Regions from separate parts of the Homo sapiens genome. Here region 1 is linked to region 2. The links are chromatin contacts, found by Hi-C or POLR2A ChIA-PET in ENCODE. All regions are on one chromosome and are shown on one strand. Each heading gives the region's core, a stretch centred on a gene start or an enhancer-like site at or near the end of the contact. The rest is flanking DNA. Distances are from core to core; before and after follow the strand shown.

Region 1 (4,009 bases), core at 934-3,433, 990 kb before region 2:
TCAGAGTCCCAGTTTCATCATCTATGGAGTGGGGATAATAAAGACACCTACCTGACAGATTAACAGAGATAACATAAGAACATGAGCTCGGCTCCATGGGAAGTGCTCATTAAATGTTATTTCCTTTCACTCTGTTATGTTTGTATGTGTGTGTTCCTCTTATCTTTCTTATTTAGCTGTAACCTCCCTGACAGCATGCACATTTTTTGAGAATGAGATATGCTTTTAACTCATCTGTGATTTTTACACTGTTTTGTTTGTCTTTTATCACCAGAGATTGACACAATGTGTGGCACAAAGGAGAGAATCAGTAAATTTTGCCAAATGACTGAAAAATGAATTTGGGCCCACACAATGATTGAGATATTTTAGGGCAGGGGTGCGTCTATTAAAATGTGCTGGCAGAAATGCCTCAAGGAATATTTTTTTGCTGGTAGCTTCAAAATTCCCCCTTTCACCAGAGGGTGAAATTTTTGACTTCCCTTCCAATAGCAGAAGAGAACAGAGTGGAATTTTCCAAACTGGAGACCTTAGGGAGCTACTGATACTTTTATGACATATAATATAAAAACAATTGTATCTGTGCCCAGAAACCTTTTAAGGCATGAATTCCAGAATCCAATTTTATTTGGTTTTGGAAATTTAATAAATGGGTGACACAACCTAGATCTTGTTCTTTAAATAAAATTTAGAGATTTACAATTAATAGCGGCAAAACAAAAATATCAGCAGTGCTTTACAGGGCGGTGGAGTGTGTTGTGTCTCACCAAGGAGCCAGGCAACAAGTGGGCATTGTGTTAAAGTTTCAGAGAAGGGACACAGGCATGTGTCTGAATGACATCTTATTAAAGTCACCAAGCAAAGGCTACTGAGACAGCATGCATATAACCAATCACCATTTTTCCTCTTTGCTGGAGCCTCATGAAAACTGCACACACAGCTGAAATTTCAAGTGTGATGTATAAAAAGTGTTAAGGTTCTCATGCCATAAATGACTCAACAGTTCAGGAAATGAAGCAAAATAATTTTTTTAAGGTATCAGTAAAAGATGTAAAGTAAACACTGTGTCTAGGTTTTCCAAAACCCTTGGAGACCCCAGCTACATATTCCGCATGCTATAGAGCATTAATGTCCTTAAAATGGTCATCACGTCACCCCTGCTCATATTCATTTTCTTCCTTCATCCTTACCATAGATTAATGGGGAATTGTTGTTGCTGCCACTGTGACCTGGGTAGAGATGAGGTAAATGTGAAACTGGAAGCCAGACAGAGCTTGTACTTACTGCTCGCTTGGAAGAGAAGAGTTTCTCGACATCGCCTTTGGTGACAAGTCATAGTCGCTGTCTGATCTGTAGAGAAATGACTCTCTGCGCTGGCTGTGCCCAGGAAAGGTGGCGTGAAGTACCAGCCCAGCGGAAGAGCTGGCCTGGGGATCCAGTGGACTCCGACCTGGGGAAGGGCCATTTTCCACATCAAAGCTTAAAGAGAAAGTGGGAAACTCTGGTCACATGATAACCATGGAGGAGGACACATAGTATACACTGAGAACCAACGTGTGGCAGGTACTATACACTAAGCATTTTACATAAAACTGTATGTACTATGGAAAGTTTTCATCCTCAACACAGCTTAGAGTTGCAGTCATTATTATTTTCATGTTATGTATAGGAAACTGAGTCGCACTGAAGTTCAGTTATTTACCCATGCCCACCATTAGCAAATAATGGAGCCAGAATTTGAACCCAGGAGCAAACTCCATGGCCTTTCAGTGACATGAGTAACTTGGACAAATTCGGCGTTGGTGCCAGGCATACAACAACTTGGTGATAATAAGCAACTTTAGAGGGGGCATTCAGCACAGCTCTAGGTGTCAGACCCTGAACTATCACATGAGTAAAGTCTTCCTGTCTGGAAGACTTCTTCCTGTCATGAATAAATATCACAGTCTCATTAAATATACAATACACGTATTTCTAAATGTTTCAGGAACAAAGTGTTATCCTGACAACCTCCACTGGGTTATTAGATGGGAGGCCCAGCCTGAGATTTAATATTCATCTGCAAATTTAACCACAGAAAATGACTTAATTAATCTGCTAACACCAAATTACTCTCCAAGGCTGCAGAGCTTTGTCTCTGGGGGAGGATGCATTCACTGGCTCCCACAGAGGAGTGTCATGAGGTTTCCTATCGGTCTTCGTCACTCTAGAAAGGTGCCCTCAAGCCCAGAATTATTTGAACATGCTCTGATCAATGAACACACAGACGGGAGCAGTAGAGATTTTGTCTCTTGTTTTCTGTATCCACGCTCCTGGTATTTCCCTGGGCACTGTGCCCTTTTCACATTCTCCTTTATCATTACATATGCATTTTTTCCTGCACACACAATCTCTCTTAGCCTCAAATTGACAGTAATCCTCTTCCCTAGTATTTCTCCAGAACTCTCACTGCTCCCCAGCTAAAGCTTTGCAGAGAGATGGTGAACAAAAGATATGGGGCTGAGGATGCTCCTTTTTTCAAATTAGACCACAACAGTGAATTTCCTGTATACCAATTCAGCGGCCATGATTTATGTCTACATTCTTGGTTCTTTCCTTTCACTAGTTCTTACAACCAGCTCACTTTGGGTGGATTTTGCTTATATTTCTTCACTTTACAAAGTGCTTCCCAATACATTATTCCATTTACTCCTAACAACCCTGTGAAGTATATAAAATGATCCTACTCTACATTTGAGGTAAATGAGGCTTAGCAAGATGTAAATACCTTTCTCAGAGTCATAGGCTAGTAACTTGCAGAGCAGAATTGGAAGACTCATGTCTTGCAACTAATTTCTTTACAACCTCAGACTTTCCTAATGACAGAACTCCAGAATGGCCCAATAGATAACTGAGTGAAATTCCTCTTTAGTCTCTGAATTCAACCAAAAGTAATTTGGTACATAAAGAGCCAGTTAGACTATAAGCAACCTTGGCTGCTCTCTTGAATGAAAACGGGGAGGCAGCAAATTACCCTGAAGCTGTAGGTTTCCTTGAAACATGAGGAGAAGAAATGACAGAAGGCAGGGTTATAAGGCTTCCCCAGAGACCATTCACAGAAGCTGCTTTTAGACAACCCACAAACTCCAGGTGTCTGATAAGAAGCAGAAAATGATAATGTCTGGGTAAAAGGCCAAAGAAAAGCTATAACAATCCAATATGTTTGGTCTTTCAAGGTACTGTAGATGAATTTTCTCAGTAGGCTAATGGTCTGGGATGGGGCTGCCTTTCAAAGACTGCAGGCAGACAGGCAGGTGGACAATCACTCATACTAGCAGCCTGCTTGCCAGCCTGCCTGGAGGCAGAGCTACGTTGTTAGCCACATACATTGCAGCAAGCAAAAATATAATAAAGCGACTTGCAAACTTCCCTTGGGTGAGATCTATCGTAGTTGAGCAAAATAAAAAGCCCCTCTGTGGATAAGGGCTTTTTTGTGTGCCACCCAAACCCCTAGAAACAGTAGGTCATGGGCTCTGAACTATTTTTAAGGGCAAAGTAGGTAGGTTCTTAAAAAGTGAAGAGGGGATTACACAAAACTTAATGGTGGGCATGAGTTTAGAAATTTCATGTATTTATGTTGTTATTCATCTGGTATGTATCTGTGCAACCTTTCTGGATATTAAAACACTAACATACTTTTAAAACTGTTAGCATCCATCCACTGCCCCAGGCCCTCCAGGGTCAGCTGGACTTCTTGGTGATCCAGTAACTAAAGGATTGGTGTCTGGAAGCACTGTGCCTGTGTCCATTAATTCATCAGTGCTCATGCAGTGCCAGTCATTAAATATTATGAATACCACTGCTGTGTGTATCTGTGCTAAAATCTTAGAGCAGGTGCCAAGTGGGTATGCCCACCGAGCTCTTAGAACTCTTTCCATTCAGGGTTTCCACCAAGGCTCATTCTGCCTTCTTTTTTGCTAAAGGCATTCCTAGTGGGCAGAGGGTAAGTCCACAAAGCATTACCCTTAAA
Region 2 (4,228 bases), core at 1,342-3,841:
AGTGATGGGCTGATAGGTGCAGCAAACCACCAAGGCACACCTTTACCTATGTAACAAACCTGAACATCCTACATGTGTATCCCGGAACTTTAAAGATTTTAAAAATTAAAATAAAAATTATAAAACTAGAACACTTATTCTAATCCAAGTTACTACAGTGGCAATATTCATCTATTCCTCTTTTGTAAGCATTCACACAACATCTGGAATAACACTATGCATGTAATTATCACTCAAGGAATACTTGTTGCAATCATCGATCTCATTCAAGCTCATGATAAAAAGTGGTCAGCCTTCGGCCCTATTAAGTTTCAGCAATAGTTCTTTTTGTTTGTTTGTCTGAGACAGAATCTCACTCTGTGGCCCAGGCTGGAGTGCAGTGGTGCAATCTCAGCTCACTGCAGCCTCTGCCTCTTGGGTTCAAGCGATTCTCCTGCCTCAGCCTCCCAGGTAGCTGGAACTACAGGTGTATGCCACCACGCCCAGCTAATTTTTGTATTTTTAGTAGAGACGGGGTTTCACCACCTTGGCCAGGCTGGGCTCGAACTCCTGACCTTAAGTGATCCGTCCGCCTGGCCTCCCAAAGTGCTGGGATTACAGGGGTGAGCCACTGCGCCCGGCCTCAGCAATAGTTCTTGATGACAGTATGGAAAGAATTTTGTTGGTGCACTGACTTTTAAAAAGTAGGAACACATACTTAAAAGCCGGCAAGATGACAATGACAAGCTGCAGAGTCTCCCTAACAACCACCAATAGAAAAGCTTGTTTCCAATGCAATAAATAAATATTTGAAAGATAATTATTGCTGGTCATTTTCAAATTTATTTTTATAATGCTTAATAGGTGCTAACACTTTATAACTACTAACTCGTTTAATTCATTAATTTATTTAATCCTCAAAACACCGGGGGTGGGTGAGGGGGACTATATCGATGGCAGGGTCCTGGTGCAATCTGGCTCTGCCCTGCATCCGGTCGGCCATTTTAGAAATAAGGCATGTCAACCCCCCAGAGGAAGGATCCTCAGATGATGGAAACAGACAAAAAGGACAAGACAAGACACATTCATAAGCAGTATCTACACAGTACCAAGCCCTGCACTTAGCCTCGTGGGGGATGCAAAGATGAAATGGATGAGAATGTGGAATCTTTAATACCAGATGAACAGTGACAAACGCTCTACAGGTGACGAAATGCTAAAGGAGGGGTTACAGGTGGCAGGAACCACAGAGATTTCAGCGAGGAGACTGCATTTGTGCTAGTCTTGGCAGGAGGGTAGGAATCCGGCAGGCTGAGATGCGAGCATGGACACTGCAGACAGAGAAAAGCCGGGAGCCCCCAGATCAGGTCACTTCCCTGCTTAGCACACTTCAGTGTTTTCCCAGCTCACGTAGAATAAAATCCGAACTCCTCTTCATGTTCTGCCCAGACCTCGATCCAGGCCCTGCATCCCTCTCTTTCCCCTTGCTCAATTCAGGCACTCTGGGAACCTTTCCACTTGCTATTCTCTATTACTCGGCTTCACGCTAGAGTAACTCCTAGTCAGTCCTCGGGTCTCCGCTGACTTGCAATGCCTCGGAGAGGCCTTCCCAGTCCGCCTGCCATGGAAGCTCGGGGACCTGCCTTTTTTCCTCTGTCAGCAGACTGATTCCCTCTAAGCGCACATAGCAATGTGTACCGGGCTTTCTCTGTTTTGCGTGTGTAATGTCTGTCTTCCTCTCTAGAAGTAGTTCCAAGATCCGGGCTTTGCCCATCGTGTTCTCCGGCCAAGGCAGATGGAGGGGCTCGATAAAAATTGTGGAATGAATGAATGGAGTGAGTCAGTGATTGGCTGTGAGTTGAGGCCCTGGCGAGGACAGGACTGAGTGTGCTTGGAAATAGTTTATCGTGGCGAGAGCTTCGAAATCACCGCAGGCAGGTAGAGAGGAGGTGGGTACAGGGCGGGAGGACCTTGAAGGGAGCCTCGGGTTCTGATTCATTCCCCCAGTAGGCACTGCATTGCAGGCGCCAGGCCAGGTGCTGGGGGCCGGGGACAAGCTAACCTCAGTGAGGCTGTGTCGCCGCGCCACCGTGGCTTCCCTGTGTCCAGAGCCAAAGCAACGAGCAGGGGCTAGAGGAAAGGAGACTGTGCCGACATCAGCCCCTGCGCTTCCCCAGCGGTCCCGGTACCCGCGACCGAGGGTCGGGTTCGGGCGTCGCCTAGGCATCCAGGCTCCCAGGGCCGGGAACGCGACCCGAGAGACCGCCGGGGACGGCCCCGCCGCCGCTGCGCCCCTGCCTCAGGGTAACAGGTCCCGACCGGCCGCGCCCACACTCACCCTGCGCCGCCTGGCGAGCTGAGCGTGGCCTCCACAGCCGCCGGGTCGCCTTCCACGGCCGCCGCAAGGAAAACAGCTTCCGGCTCTTCTGGCCTCCCTTCTCAGTGGCGCCCATCGGTGCGCCGCGCCCTCCCCCGCCGCGGTCGCCCGAGCCGAGCGCCACCGCTCGCCGCCGCCGCCGCGCGTCTGCCAGGTGCCGGGCCGCTGCTGGGAGATGCGCGCCGGGGGCGGAGCTTGGGGCCGGGAGCCGTGGCTGGCGCCGACAGGGGAGGCTGCCCGGCTCCGCCCACACGGCGGCGCCTGGCGCCCGAGGCGTGCGGGTGCGCGCGGGCCCGCGCCGCTCACTCGGGGGGCACCGTTAGCACCCTTTATTAACACAGGAGTCCTAGGGGGCTCTCACCCGTTTTATCTCCCTGTTACAAACCATACACTCCACACTCCGAGAGGGTAAGGCATCTGCCCACAATCACACAGCGCTAAAGAAATTCCAGAGCCCTAGACTCTGACGATGTTTACTCACACCGTGCTACCGCCTCAAAATGAAACATCACGTTAGAACGTGGTTTTAGTTCTGACAGATATTCCTGTTTTCCTAATACAAGAGATTACTAGTCACCCACATGATTTTTTAAGAACTTGTTCTATGTCCAGTTACTTTTACACACATTTCATGAAACCTCATTGCAACCCCGTGGTGTGGGAGGCGTTTCCCATTTTCCAGATGAGGAAACTGAGATGGCAGAAGTGAGGCTCCCTCACCCCATCCCCATGCCATCACTGGTCTCTGTTGAGATTTTGCTTGGAATTGGGAGAGACTGAGAGGAAGATCAAAACCAATGCCCTTGAACACGACCTGGCTGCAATAATAATAGCTAATATTTATAGAATGCTTTTTATGTGGCAGATTTTACATACATCATCTTATTTAACCCCTCCAGTAATACTCGTGGGGCAGAAACAATCTCCAAACTCAACAGATAGGGAAACCGAGCGTCAGAGAGTACAGGTTAGATATCTAAAACCTCAGTAAAAAGGTTTTATGTTAGGTCAAATTATGAAATTGCCATTTTTGTAGGCCCAAATAATATCAGACAAGAGCTTCTATCGGTGACCAAAATTAAAATCACCAGTGGAGATCGGACACGGTGTCTCACGCCTGTAGTCCCAGCACTTCAGGCGGCTGAGGCAGTCGGATCACTTGAGCCCAGGAGTTCAAGAGCAGCCTGCACAACAAAGCAAAAACCCGTCTCTACCAAAAATGCATACACACACACACACACACACACACACACACACAGACACAAATTAGCCAGGCATGGTGGCACACACCTTCAGTCCCAGCTACTCAGGAGGCTGAGGTGGGAGAATCACCTGTGCCCAGCGAGTTAGAGGCCGCAGTGAGCCGAGAAGGTGCCACTGCACTCCAGCCTGGCTGACAGAGTCACGTTATCTAAAAAAAAAAAAAAAAAAAAAAAAAAAAAAATCACCAGTGGAGACAGGTGAAAATCGAATGCCTGCAGATGTGATATGCTGAGAAAGACACATCATCTATGGAGTATTCTGGCCAAACATGCACAGCATGAAGCTAATCATGGGGAAACATCAGATAAACCCAAAATGAGGAATCCACTATTAAAAGGAGCAGGGAAGTGCTGTATTCTTCAAAAGTATCAATGTCATAAAATAAGAAGAAAAGCTATGGAGATATTCTAGATTCAAGGTGACTGGGCTGGATGCAGTGGCTCACACCTGTAATCCCAGCACTTTGGAAGGCCGAGGCAGATGAATCACCTGAGGTCAGGAGTTCCAGACCCAACATGGCGAAACCCCGTCTCTACTAAAAATACAAAAATTAGCTGGGCATGGTGGCGTGCACCTGTAATCCCAGCTACTCGGGAGGCTGAGGCAGGA

Evidence for each region. A loop is a pair of places that touch in the nucleus more often than their neighbours do. ChIA-PET counts read pairs that join two places held with the same protein, here RNA polymerase II (POLR2A). Pooled maps may share reads with other maps.
Region 1: a loop to region 2 is called in a map of CD4-positive, alpha-beta memory T cell, with 4 times the contacts of the local background. The contact joins two enhancer-like sites. A Hi-C loop is called at or near these places in 1 of 168 maps with a recorded cell type or tissue (CD4-positive, alpha-beta memory T cell), 3 of 37 single-sample maps with no recorded cell type and 4 of 50 pooled maps. POLR2A ChIA-PET finds 5 or more read pairs at or near these places in 1 of 52 experiments (BJ).

The regions. Positions count from the first base shown.
Region 1 is chr1:66,244,930-66,248,938 of GRCh38, reverse strand. PDE4B (phosphodiesterase 4B) reads right to left here. Exons shown (of 17, transcript NM_002600.4): 4 at 1,285-1,479. Among named protein-coding and RNA genes, the nearest start is that of PDE4B-AS1, 200 kb to the right of the region's middle. Within about 2 kb of position 2,183, at least 4 of the 41 ENCODE cell types and tissues checked have a DNase peak (open chromatin) inside an H3K27ac peak, as active enhancers do.
Region 2 is chr1:65,252,739-65,256,966 of GRCh38, reverse strand. No RefSeq gene overlaps it. Among named protein-coding and RNA genes, the nearest start is that of DNAJC6-AS1, 54 kb to the left of the region's middle. RefSeq lists silencers at 2,218-2,287, 2,378-2,877. Within about 2 kb of position 2,591, at least 14 of the 41 ENCODE cell types and tissues checked have a DNase peak (open chromatin) inside an H3K27ac peak, as active enhancers do.